Regions from separate parts of the Mus musculus genome. Here region 2 is linked to region 1. Evidence: chromatin loops called from intact Hi-C (ENCODE). Cell type or tissue: heart. All regions are shown on one strand. Links, peaks and the distances in the headings refer to the core of each region. The heading gives the core; the rest is flanking DNA.

Region 1 (8,405 bases), core at 1,483-6,482:
CTCAGTGCAGGCTAACGATGGCCACCATTTGCACTCTTTGCCAGGATCTTTGTGTGAAAAAGAGGAGTCTTGACCCAGACTTACCTCACCTCACTCTGAAAGAATTGCTAGCAATAGCAGAAATAAAAGTAAAGCTAAATATGCAATAACACCATTTTATAATCTCTTCTACCCATTATAGCAGTAATTCAATATCCACAGTGTTCCATGTTTCATAGTAAGCCCTCATTCCGTGTGTTCCTTTTGTAATTAAAAGGCTATAAAAGACAACATTTTAGTGTTATACATGCTTATTTTAGAAAAATCTGAAAAAATATTTTAAAAATTAAAGGAGAAAATGAAAAGGACCCACAATTCCGGAACAGCAAGAAGGCACGCTGCAAGAGCCAGAACATCCCCACTTTAAATAGCAGCTCCATCACTAAGAGTTCTAACCTTGCACCAGTCCCAACTAGAAAAAAAGGGATACCAATGCCCCTTCCCATCTGTGGCAAGACTTAGAGACAACATGCAAACCCTTCAGCACAATGCCTCATACAGGGAATGTGTGACCGAGACAGGCCTGGATCTGAGTCTCTGCTTTGTCAGTTGCAGGTTGGAAAAGACAGAAAAGTCCCTCCCTAACAAAACAGGGGCAGGAAGACACCAACCCTTTTCTAGGATGAGGCTGCTTAGGTGATGACAAAACAGCTCTTCATTACAATGAGAAGCACAAAACAGGCTCACACTTTGAAGCCATGGCCTTCGTCTTTCTTATTGTTTTATATCTGGGTCATCAACAGTGGCCATCTGAGGAAGGGAGTCAACACCAAGGTGACCCGATCTTCCGTGACCTGATCTTCCGTGGGAGATGTTTATGTAGTCAGTGAGACTGGAGGGATTAACTTTGTCTCATTCAGTGTCTCCAGGTGATGCCTTCAGAGAGGCATTTGTTTAGCTGAAATCTGTTAAAATATAGCAGCAGTAGCTCAGGGATTCCCAAAGTGCACGGGGCTGTGGCCCTTCCCAACCCTAGCACTCTGGGACTGAGAGATCTTGCTGCCAATAAACAGCAGTTATGAGCTTAAATTGAAAAAAAACACCCCCAATTTGGAAGAACTGAGAGAGTAAAGGGAAAATGTGGGTGCTCCTCAGACAGGAGAGGGATGCTGGGACAGACAGACATCCCTCTCTCCCTTCCTGAGTCGGACTTCCTTCTCTCCCTTCTCCTCGCCATCTATGAAAGTTTGTCAGCTTTTCATTTGTTTTATTTATGTTTGCTTGGTTAAGAAAATGACAAAAAAAATCATATCTTGTTCCTATGAACACTCTTCTAGGCACTTTAAAAATACTGTATTTGTTAAAACAAGCATGTCTGCAAGTACAATCATCAGGGTATGTGTGGGCCAATGTGCATCAGGCCTTCTGCAAAGGTTTATCTGAGCTTTTTATTCCCTCTCTATGTGCTCTGTAGTGTGTTCTATGGCAGTGTTTCTGTAACTAAATGTGTGTCACTTACTCATTGGCTATTTTAAGAAAACTGTAACACGTCATGACAGGTACACATCCTGGCCTGCCTGGACTGGCATTCTGACAGGAAGAGTCCAACAGTCAGTACTTTACATTATGATTATTCCAGGCTGCAGCATTCAGCATGAGTATTTCATCCGATGTTCTCTCTGGAAACAAGTTTCCATGGTGGGAGGGTGACAAAGGCCCAGTGGCTTGGTTCTGGGGTACCAGATTACCCACGGGTGTGACAGAAGACTCAGACAGGGAGCAGGGGACTCAAGGGCTCCTTTCTGTTCAGTCCTTCCCTGAAATGGTCATTGATGTGTGTGGGTCACACTTCTCTTCCCAAGTCACCACACTTCCCTGGGAGCTCCCACAGGGGCACACATGTACCCATACAATCTTAATGCATGGATCAGAGCATCGCTGAGCCCAAAGGCCATGCTGTTACGGGGCTTTCTTATCCCTTCATCTCCTGCAGAGGCTGTTTCAGCATGCCATGGGGTATCTGGGGATGATAAATTTTCTTAGGAAAATCATATTAAAGTTCAATTTGTTAAACCAGTCTCCTGATCTTATCAGTGGTGGGCAGTTGTTTTAGCACCAGAACCAGGAAGTGATAAATCCTTTAGGCTGAGTCTGCAGATGGTTATCCTTTCAGTGTGGATGAAATCAATGGGGAAGTCATCTAAGGGAATGTCCTCGAAGCTTATAGAACAGCAGCTAGGAATATTGCTTGATCAGATTGTAACCATGCATTATTTTCCCCTGGAGTGTGTGTGTGTGTGTGTGTGTGTGTGTGTGTGTGTGTGAATGATTTCAATAACAACGCTTTCAAGTTTCAGCTGGTTGGAACAGTCTTCTTCTGGCAGAATCAGCAGAAACACCTGTTACCCATAATCCTGTTCTCCACACACAAATTCAGATGGCTAACCATTGCCAAATGTTTCCTGAAGAATTCTAGAAACCAGGCTGGGAAGAGGGCGGTTTTATGCTACTGGCCGTGAACTCAGACCCACAAATCAAGTGCTTATCAGAGAGACTGGGGCACAGAGAGAGATACTCAAGCAGGCAGAGGGACACTACATGTAGGAAGAGCCTGTCTTCATGACACTTCATGGAGAGATGACTGTGAGGCTCAGCAGGTGAGTGCCTTTCTGGAAGCAAGTAGGGAGTACCCTTTGCTCCTCTTGCTTAGCCACCTATTCTGTGCTAAGAATGCTCTGTGTGCTGGGCACCATGCCCAGCAATGACAGTGAGATGCTTGGAGAAAGCATTCTTTGTTTGGAGAGCTCAAGATTTAGGTCAAGACCCAGCAATCTACCCTGATTATTCCTTTACATCCGAAACAGTTATTTAATCACTGAATTGATGCAAAAGAGTATTCTGTGGTCCGTGTAAATGGGATGAATTTCAGAGTCCAATCCATTGTTAAAGCCTTGGTGGAACACAGCCTTAATCATACATTTCTATATCACCCATGTTTACTACAGTATACCATAGACGAGTCATGGCTGCAAAGCCTGACTAGTGACTGTCTAGCTCAAAAAAGAACAAGTTGGCCAATGATGGTCTAAGGGTACAGACAGGGGGAGCTATTTAAAATGCTGGGCAGTAATAAGGCCAGCTCAGAGCATCCTCAATGTGGAGATGCAGACAACAGAGACATGAACCAGTCATTAGCAAATTTTACTGCTGTTACAAGGACATTGAATGAGCCATGGGGGGGGGGTGTCTCTTGAAAGCAATTGAAGGTGGGGCTGGTAGTGTCTAATATTCTGTATGACTCAACAGACCCATCAAATGAGTGAGAGATGTGGAGAAGCGAAGGAGAAGAGACTGGGTTAGGCTTGAATTGCATTAAAAACAAATCTGGAGATTAACTTGAATCCAGGGAGTGATTTGGTGGTGGTGGTGGTGGTGGGGGGGGAACGTATCTGGGAAACCAGGAATGGAAGGTAGGGAGGAAAACCAATAAATAGCTAAGGAATGTTTTGTTTTAATGACTGGAGACTGCTGTGGGTGGCTGGTCCTTACTCCTTGAGCTTCTCTGAGAAAGAGTGAAGCAAGTCTTGGGGGTTGCTCTCTGTTCCTGCTGAGGCCTTGACTCACTTATGAATGGCTGAGCTTATTACGGCCTCTGTATTTCCAGGTCTCACCTGCAGGCGGCTTCCGAGTCCCTTCTGAGGGATGTTGAACAGAAGCCAGAGAAGTGTGTAGGGAACTGTCCACCGCTGCTGTGCTGAAATCCTGGTCCTAGAGTGGTAGCGCGATGCCTGCTATCCTCTGCTGAAGAGCTGTCAAAGCAGCTGAGCTAGGACTGAGTTAAGTTTTGGCCCCAGGCTGTGATTCATTCTGCTGTACTGACTTCTCCTGCTGCTGGCTGCTCAGATTCCTGCCGGCTGAACGTCCCCTGGGGGATCCTTGTGTTTCGTGCTCTGGATGGAACACAGCCCTGTATTTGGAAAGCCTTGATACCAACTGGACTTAGCCTGCCTTGTCCTGGTTGACTTAGTAAACCATATATATCTTTTCAGACTAGAAAACGCTGCCCCTTTTAACTCATACATGTGTGATAATAATTACCTTGCTTCAAGCTTTTAAGAAAACATTGTGTAGATATGATGGAGTTACTATTCTTTCTGTCATTTCTTCTCTCTAATGCAAAAGACTTTCCAAGTGTTAAATCACTGCCATGACGTTGCTTGATTACCCACCCCCGAGGCCTTGGCTTGCTTACAATTGGTGAGTGTACACTTAGTGCTGCTTGGCAGGTAGAACGTGTCTCCTTGGACTCTATGGACTGAATTGGGTTCAGGATCTATGGCATCTTCCCACATCTTTGCTGGTCAGTCCATGACCAGGAATTTTTCCTTGAAAATGAAAATTGAATGAGGAAAGGAGCATGAAGAGAAGAAGACGTGGTGGACAGGAAAAGAGGAGAGGGATAGAAACAGAAGTAAGCGATGGAGAGAGGAAGAGGAGAGGACCGGAGGAGGAGTAAAGAAGAAATAGAGGAAAAGGGATGCAGGGGGAGGAGGGGAAGATGATGGGAGGAAGGGGAAGAGGATAAGAACAGAAAAATATGAGAAATAAAGAAAGACGTGGAGAGGGATGAGAAGGCAGAGGACAAGAGATAGCAGTGGCAGTGTGGGACACTTCTGAGCCAGCCACATTGTTTCAAGACAGAGAAAGTTATTAACGTGCTTGTGTGGCAGATGGTAAGAATCTTCACGTTATACTCTCGTCTCTTTCCTGGGACCCTTAGAAAGGCCCTTATCATAGTTCCAAGTCGACAACTCTGATTGTATTTGGTACTTATGCAACATCTGGAGAGAAAATAAGATTCTACTGCTTTTAAATATATGCCATATATCTCACCCTGAGAGAAAACCGTTTTAATTGCAGGGAGAAATAAACATGGAAAGGAGGAAAAGAAGGGTATACTGGCTGGTTTTGTGTGTCAACTTGGCACAGCTGGAGTTATCACAGAGAAAGGAGCTTCAGTTGAGGAAATGCCTCCATGAGATCCAACTGTAAGGCATTTTCTCAATTAGTGATCAAGGGGGAAAGGCCCGTTGTGGGTGGGACCATCTCTGGGCTGGTAGTCTTGGTTCTATAAGAGAGCAGGCTGAGCAAGCCAGGGGAAGCAAGCCAGTAAAGAACATCCCTCCATGGCCTCTGCATCAGCTCCTGCTCCCTGACCTACTTGAGTTCCAGTCCTGACTTCTTTCAGTGATGAACAGCAATGTGGAAATGTAAGCTGAATAAACCCTTTCCTCTCCAATTTGCCTCTTGGTCATGATGTTTGTGCAGGAATAGAAACCCTGACTAAGACAAATGGGGAAGAGAGAAGAGCAGTGAGCCATCTCAGGATGCTGTCCATACCCTGGGCCATCAAAGGTGAAGCAAATGCAGAGAGAAGTAAGAGCATCAGGGAACCACCGACATCCGGAATTCACTGCCCATCACTCGCTTTGTTTAGGCGAGGTGAATATGTCATGGGAAGATTATTTTGCTCAAATACATCCTCACAGCAGCAGAGTGATAGATAAGTCAGATATTGGCCATTCTGCTTCTGAGGGATCAGGAGTGAGGTCCTTGTTGTACCCTGTCGGGAAGCTGGAGTGCATCCCTGAGTAGTGCAGCTTCTGCCTTGCCTTTTGCCACTCCATCCCTCTACCTCCAACGCCATCACTTTCTTTATGGAAATTATGGGTGTTTGTGCCAATTTTCTGCCATTTGGAGAAAAGATTTTTTTTTAAAAAACAACCAAAACCCTCCAGTTTTGTAACAAGCCCCTTCATTTTCCTGCTTGTACTAGACATTGAAGGGCAGGTGAATTTGCTTTTCTTAGAGAAAAGCATAGATCCAAGGCAGCAGTTAAACCCGCAGTTGCAGATCTGACACTTGAAAGACTTCCCCGTCATTGCTGTGTTTGGAATCTGCAGTAAGCGATATGTCTTGTGTGCCAAGTGCTGCATCTTTCTTACACGATCTCCAGTTCTGAAAATCTGACAATCTAAAAAAGAGTGCCCCCCCACCCCCATCACACAAGCCAGTTTGATATCCCTATTTGTCCCCAACAGATAAAAAGGCTCTAAGGCAGACAGATGTCAAGGGGCTTTTCTTGGGTTCTTATTAAAATCAACAGAAGAATCAGTGTTTGGGGGTGAGACTGCAAGCTTCTTTCTTACTTACTTGTGAATTAACTAAACTATACTTTCTTAAGCACATGGAATTTAAAAATATTTCAAGATATCATTAATTTCAGCTTCTCTTTCCCTTCAGAAAGGAAGCCTGTCTGTAACTTGCACTATAATTGGGGAGGGGGAGAGTTAATGCAAGGACTGATCAACCCCATCCTACCTGAGAAGATTTGACGACATCAGAAAGCTGGAGGGTCCCAAGCTATAACGTGGTGGTAACAGATGTGAAGGTGTCTTCATTCTTCCTCCAGGTGCTTCAGGCCTGTGCTTTGTCAGCTACAGATAAGAGTGCTAACTGTCAAAATGACCTGACTTAGAAACAAAGCCAAACTACATTTTCAAATTTCAGTGAAGACTCATACTATATGTAAATAAATTCAAAGTTAACAAAAAGGATTGAAAGGAGCTTGAATTCGCTGGAGCACACTTATCAAAAAAAAAAAAAGATGTATTTGATGGTGGAGTTTGATTGGATTAGAAAGTGTCTAGGGTATTAATGAAACACACCTTTGGGTGAATCTGATTATTTCTAATTAGACAGGATGAACTGAGGGCAAAAGACCTGAATGTTGGTAACCCCAAGTCTTGGACTGAATGAAAAAGGAGGAAGGAAAAAGTTAGATCTATTTTTTTTTTCTTAGTAGGATCATGGATCAAGCTGAAAGCTGCTCCCACTGCCATATCTTCTCTATCATAGGGGACTGTATTCCTCTGGACTTACAACCCTTACTTCCTCTGGTTGTTTTTTGTCAGCTATTTGGCCACAGTGATGGTGTGTCAGGCATCAATACAGAAGGTGGGGTGATATCATCCACCCAGCACACCCTTTGGAGTATACCCTGATGGTGTGTGATCAGCAGCTTAGCCATGAAAGTCAATTTCTCTGCCTCCCAATACCACACTCACCAGCCTAAAATCTGGAGTTTGAGGACCATGGCAGGTTATACTCCTGAGGAAGTCAGACGTTTTACTAGGGTTCTCTTAGAATAGACATAAGAGAAATGTAAGGAGTTTCTGAAGGTAGAATTTGGCAGCATTGGTCTGTGACTCAGATCAATGGCATCTTAGCTAATTCTATAGGGAGCTGTGAAGAACTCTCCCAATTGGGTGTTGTGACTCTAAACTCCCCACTAATCAATTGTTAGATGCAGACCAATTTGGGAAGGGAGTATGACCTTGGGCTGTATGACAATCTTTAGTAATTTCCCAAAGGGTGCTGGCAAGTTGCCTAAGGCTCCCAGCAGCTGGGCAGCAATTCCTTCACTCTGGGTGACACATCACAGCATCCATCATCAGGACACAAAGATAGAAAGAGATAATTCCAACAAAGAAACAAGAGTTAGACAAAGACTGCCTAGTGCCTCCAGCCCCTCAAAACCATCTTCGGGCAGTATACCTGCTATAAATAGCCAACAAGCTGTGGAAGATGCAAAGACATAAGCTGAGGTGTTGATGTACCAGTATTGTTTTTGATGGCTGCACACTCCTGAGTCTAGTAAAGAGGGCATGCTCACTCTCAACAGGAAGCCAGACAGAGCGTCAAGTGTTGATTTGACAAGGAGGGGACCTGACCCATGGTAATGTGTCCTCGTTGTTGCTAAGAAACCTGTGTTTGCAGAGCTCAGACTGGTTTAACTCAAACTGCTCTGGAATATACTAAGCAACTGAGGGCAGATCCCCTAGGATTCCAACTATGTAACAAGAGCTGGGCCATGCTGGGGTATTGGTCCCCATGTCATTCTTACTGGTGAGCGCTGACTCAAACTGGGGTGCTAACCCCCATGCCATTCTTACAATGATGAAGATTACTGAAAGTATTTGGGTGAGCATCTCTGAAAGCCTTCCCCTCACGGTGACTGGAGCCTCAGGACCATAGTTGCTCATGAACAGAGACTGATCCTAGACATGGAAAACAGGTCACAGGAAGGCATCCTTACTACACTCAGATCTACTTGAGGATCTGAAACATCTGGTCTACATGAAGAGACTTCTCATAAAGTGGGGTTACAGCTGACAAAGGTTCTAATGTGGAGGACTGACCGGCCATTTTCAGCAATGATCATCTGAGCCATGAAGAATTGGAATTGGGTATACCAACCTGGACAACACTCCTTATTGATTTGATTGTCTTTATCTTAGAAGGTTATCTCCTAAACCGGATCCATGTTTACTCCCTCCCAATTAATTCTCTCAACAGACACTTTT
Region 2 (5,000 bases), core at 1-5,000, 150 kb after region 1:
TGAGCACAGTCTCCCTCGTGACAGCATCACCATTCCTTTTCTTCCCTAGGAGCTGTGTTGCTGAAGGGAAAGGGCATTTGGAAAACTAATTACTCAGTGTGGGGGACCACATATGCATTAATCTTTTCAAAGGCAACTTCAGCATTTATTTATTATATTCTCAATTTTGGTCATTTTTGGGGCTAAACACAGATATAAACTGCTTTTAGTTTTTGTGTAATGGTTCACACTATATCTTATAGACACAGTAATTTGACTATACCTTTTGTTTTATGCATTTTTTTTCTTAGTGGGATTTTTACATACAGGGTTGTATTATGGAATGGCTCTTTTTTTTTTTTTTAAGATTTATTTATTATTATATCTAAGTACACTGTAGCTGTCTTCAGATGCACCAGAAGAGGGCATTAGATCTCATTACGGATGGTTGTGAGCCACCATGTGGTTGCTGGGATTTGAACTCAGGACCTTCGGAAGAGCAGTCGGTGCTCTTAACCACTGAGCCATCTCTCCAGCCCAGGAATGGCTCTTTTTTAACAGCCATCTCAGCCTCAAGCATCTATGAATGAAAAAGGGAGGCGAACACATTATTTGTCACCTGTTGCCATGTGATGTCAATCACTGTGCTTGCCTCTGCAGTTGCATGAGGATAGAGTTAAAGTTCAGACCACAGGACAATGCACTGAGAAAATGCATGCAGATGGAAGGCTTTAGTTATGGCCATGAACAGCTAGCTGAAGCTAAACTTGGACTCAGAACTGAACATGCTCTTAGAGTGTCCTATTGGAGCATTGGGTTTCATACAGTTAAGATCACAACACAGTGACCGCCATTTGTTTTGAGTCATAAATCTTCAGTTTGAGTTCTGCCTCTTATTTGCCTGTGTAATTCTGAGCCATTTGTTTAACTTTCCATCTTTGTTTTCTTTGGGTCTGAATTGGGAGTACAGCTCCCCTGAGGGATTTTTATGAGAAATAAATGAAATTGTGTGTGTAAACGTGTTAAAATATGTGGGTGGCATTAGAGGGTTCTTTGTAAGTAGCAGCTATTATATTAGTAGACAGTGTTATACATGTAAAAATGTACATAATATGTATGACTTACAAGTTTAAAAAATCTCCCGTGCTACAGAGAACACAGTGAACAGAGTAGGGGGTGAAAGGACCACAGAGGTCTGGCGTCTTTTGTTAGAGTGCATTTAAATCATGTTTTGTGAGAAGCTCAGAGCAAAGCCTGAATGTTAAGCCTGCCTCCTGTAGGTTGATTCCCTGTCTGCGTGCTGTAATCTACACATTAGACTTTAAAAACAAAACAAAACTTGATTTGTACTATAATTCAGGCAACTTCTTTTTTTATAAAGTCTTTGATGTGAATTCTGTATAATAATTTTTAATTCTTGAAGTACATTTATAGTTGAACTTTTGAGTCAGAGATAGAAATATCAAGTGAGGATATAGTATAATTCCTGTATCTGACAATACTGTGTTGTAAACTAGGATTTGTTAAGAGGTTAAACTATATGTTAATTTTACACGCAGCAACATTGGTATTAATAATAATAATGGAGGAGTTAGAGAGATGGCTCAGTGATCAGAAGGTATGCTGCTCCTGCAGAAGACCCACTCTTGGTTCCCAGCACTTAGGTCAGTTGGATCACAAATGCCTGTAACTCCAGCTGCAGGGGATCCGACCCCTCCACAGGCACCTGCCCTCAAATGCACATACCCACAGATAGGCGCATGCACACAATTAAAACTAAATAAATCTAAGATAATTAGGGTTGGAACGCTTTGGAAAATGACAGTGATGCTAATGGCCGTGATGGTAGCGTGGCTTCATGGGTGTTTACTTATTTCCAAATTCATAGAAATGTTTATATTAAGTAATGTGCAGCTCTTTTATGTCGATCACATATTAAGTGTCGTGGAGAAAGAGAAATCCTGGTGAGGGAATGCACTGGAGTTATCCTCAAGAGGGTGTCAGCAATTCCACTTCTTTCTTTTTATCTGCATACTTTCACCATCTCTTTTCATGTTTAAGGTGAAAATTAAAATAAAATCCAGTATATGACTTGGTGTGGCATTCAGATCAATTCATTTTTATTAGAATTTGCTTTATTTTTTTTTAAACATGGTTTCAGAGGGACTACTAGAAATAAAGTATCTGCCAAGGAACAACTTGTTGGCTGATGGATAGTGTCAGGGAAGCCTGAAAATTGACTGCTGTGGAGCAGTAGTGGGTGCCGGAGTTGTCGCTGTGCTTCCTCTGCGTGCCAAGGTGACTTTTACTAGATGGGACAGTTGGCTTAGGGCCGGATAGGCCTCGTCAGCACTTCTCACGTTTCCTGAGGGTGCGGAGTTAAGCATTTGAGGCCATCTTTCTTCAGAGGAGACTGATGTGGATTAGAGGCGCGTGTTTAACTAGTGAATCATGGGATTGCACTGTGCCCGACGATACAAATTTGATTCTTAAGAGGCTGCTTATCCTTTGTTGAAGGGGATTCAGGATTAGTTTCGCAGTGTTCCTCTGGAGAGGGATTGTCCTGTTTCCTTACACAGCTTCATTAGACCTGCAGCTTTCCGTTGATGGTCTGAAAGCCATATAGGTCTTTCCTTTCCTCACTTGGTTGTCCTGCATCCTTATGATGTACCCCGCTGCTGCTCTGTCCCTGTGGAACATTGCCTTTGTTTGATTGTGGTCTACAGTTTGTTCTTTGTGTACACAGTGACTTCACAGTGCCTGTAATACATGGGGCCTGTGCTAGAGCACAAGTTTCTTTTTAGAAAAGTGTAGCCAATCAAGAAAAGATGATATACAAACACTATTTTCATAAGCATTAGTTTTCAATTTAGTCCACCCCCATTGCCAGATCAACCCATCCAGTCTTTATTGTGGTTTTATTTTGTTTGATTCAGGGTTTCATTATGTAGTTCAGGCTATCTATACTCAAGTTCCCTGTCCTCTTGCTTCTGCCTCTGCCTTCCACTTTTGGAATCACGGGCTTGGGCCACCACATCTGCCACCTGCACTCTAGCTTTTAATTTATTAACTTTATTCTAAAGTTCTTTAAGTCACTCTTAAAATGTAACGCTATGATTAAGACCTTTAAAAGTGGAAGGGTCCGTGGTCCATTGGAGGTTTGTCACCAGTGTTGCTCATTGTTGAACTGTTTTCTTTTCCCCCTTTCATTTCCTGTCTCATTTCCAATAACAATTTCTTCAAAAAGCCTGAGAGTGGGGTGAGCCAGTGGATTTTTTTTTTGGTGTAGCATAAGAATACACAGAGGTGGACTCAGTTTTAAGGATGCTCCTAAGAGTATGTTTGGGGTCCATCTCTGTCAACTATTTAGGTGGGTGTGGTGTGGGGAGATGGAATGTGGAGACTTTCTCAGTTACAGGTCTGTTGGCTGATCACACACTGCTGGCCACCCAAGGACATGTTTCTTGGCTCTTCAGGTATTTTCAGTGAGGGTGGTACAGAGGTGGGTCTCGGCCCAGATGAAGTAGCAGATGGAAAGAAGGAGAAGCCTCTTTGTCACAGACAGAAGGGGACAGCCCTCCTCAGCGGGAGCAGCTTCTTGCAGGAGGTCTCCACAGTAGCTCACAGGCCACCATCTGTACATTGGTACTTGTTGCCACTTGATCATGAGATGCCACCAGCTTAAGATGTATCTTGATTTCTTATGTGCATATTGTGTGTGATAAGATAGCCTAAGTTCCAGAAGAAGACAAAGGAAGAGTTGGAAGAGAGGTGATAATTAAATGACAGCTTTCTCTGAAGCCAAGGGCAGACTGGAGCCTGTAAATTGAAAGGCTTCTTATTTTTCTAGGCTGGATTGATGAGAAAAGATGCACACGTAGTCATAGATTGTGACAATTTTTAAAATACAGAGAAAAAAATTCTGAGGATAAGAAGAAAATTGTAGAAGTTTTAAGATGGAAAGAATAGATAATTTGTAAAGAAAACAGGATCTGGGTACTAGGCTTTGCCTCTGCAGACCGGAAGCTGGATGATGTCCCAGCAGAAGGACCGAAATCCTGGGGTTCTCTGAGAGTTTCCCTGTGAGGAATTAGGGAATGTAGTAATACAAACAGCTGGTCCGTAGAATCTATGGAGACAAAGCATACTGATTATTTTTACAGAGAAATTTGATGTAACGATTATTCATGAGACATTAATAGTCAAAACAAAAGAAACAAAATTTACCAGTCCTAAGGCAGTTCTGTTTACCAGAATCAAAGTGAGCCACCTACCTACCTATATAGCTAACTTCCTAGTAACTGTCTAAATTATAAATACATCTCTAGGAATGTTTCTATTTTTTAGTGTATCTCAAATATGCAATCAATATAGCATTCATGGCAGAGGCATGTTACATCCTTTTCTTTCATGTCAAGTCTTTGGAATCTGGTGTATGAGCTATAGTCACTGCTTAATTTGAACTATTCTGGACTCACTGGCCTTGCCAGAGGACACATATGTGTCATGCAAGACACAGAGCATGAAGAGGTCCCCACCTCAGCCTAGGGAGCAATGGAAGGAGGTGGAGCCTCTGAAGTGGGGGTACCTTCTGGTCGGTGGTCGTGTCTGAGGTGGTAGAAGGGAGGGTACTAGTGATTTGAGGAGGGTACCAGTGGGTGGGACTAGTGACACTGGAGTGGCACCCAAGGAGCTTGGTCCTGCAAGGTTGAATAAACTAACCTCTGCATCCAGCTGGATTGGAGCAAAGCCACCAGGCAGGTATTCCTTCAGCCTTGCAGTTGCCCTCTGGCACTCCCTAATGGAAACTCTACCAGCACCAACCAGCAAATCACTAACAGTTTAGAAAGACCCAGTGTGAAGCAGGGTATAGATGACAGCTAGTAAGCTGAGAGTCACTGCTAAGCAACCAACAGCACAGTTCATCTTGGAAGAATAGTAAGAAAAGAATGAAAGCTGAGACCCCTACCGAGAGGAAGAGAAGCACCTTGGTTCTTGACCGTTGAAGACAAACCTTTGAG

What was found. Hi-C counts contacts between places; a loop is a spot of excess contacts. Peaks named below come from ENCODE experiments on the same cell type or tissue, not always from the same donor. Only the 100,000 strongest peaks of a DNase experiment are listed, where the experiment ranks them.
Region 2: a loop joins it to region 1, with 18 times the contacts of the local background. A loop is called at or near these places in 3 of 42 quality-filtered maps.

Annotation. Positions count from the first base shown.
Region 1 is chr6:33,122,075-33,130,479 of GRCm38, reverse strand. No RefSeq gene overlaps it. Among named protein-coding and RNA genes, the nearest start is that of Gm22321, 38 kb to the right of the region's middle. In heart, for the core only: a CTCF peak has its summit at 3,655; no DNase peak of the experiment used is centred there.
Region 2 is chr6:32,978,763-32,983,762 of GRCm38, reverse strand. The region is part of intron 3 of Chchd3 (coiled-coil-helix-coiled-coil-helix domain containing 3); the gene reads left to right. Among named protein-coding and RNA genes, the nearest start is that of Chchd3, 79 kb to the left of the region's middle. In heart, for the core only: a CTCF peak has its summit at 4,783; no DNase peak of the experiment used is centred there.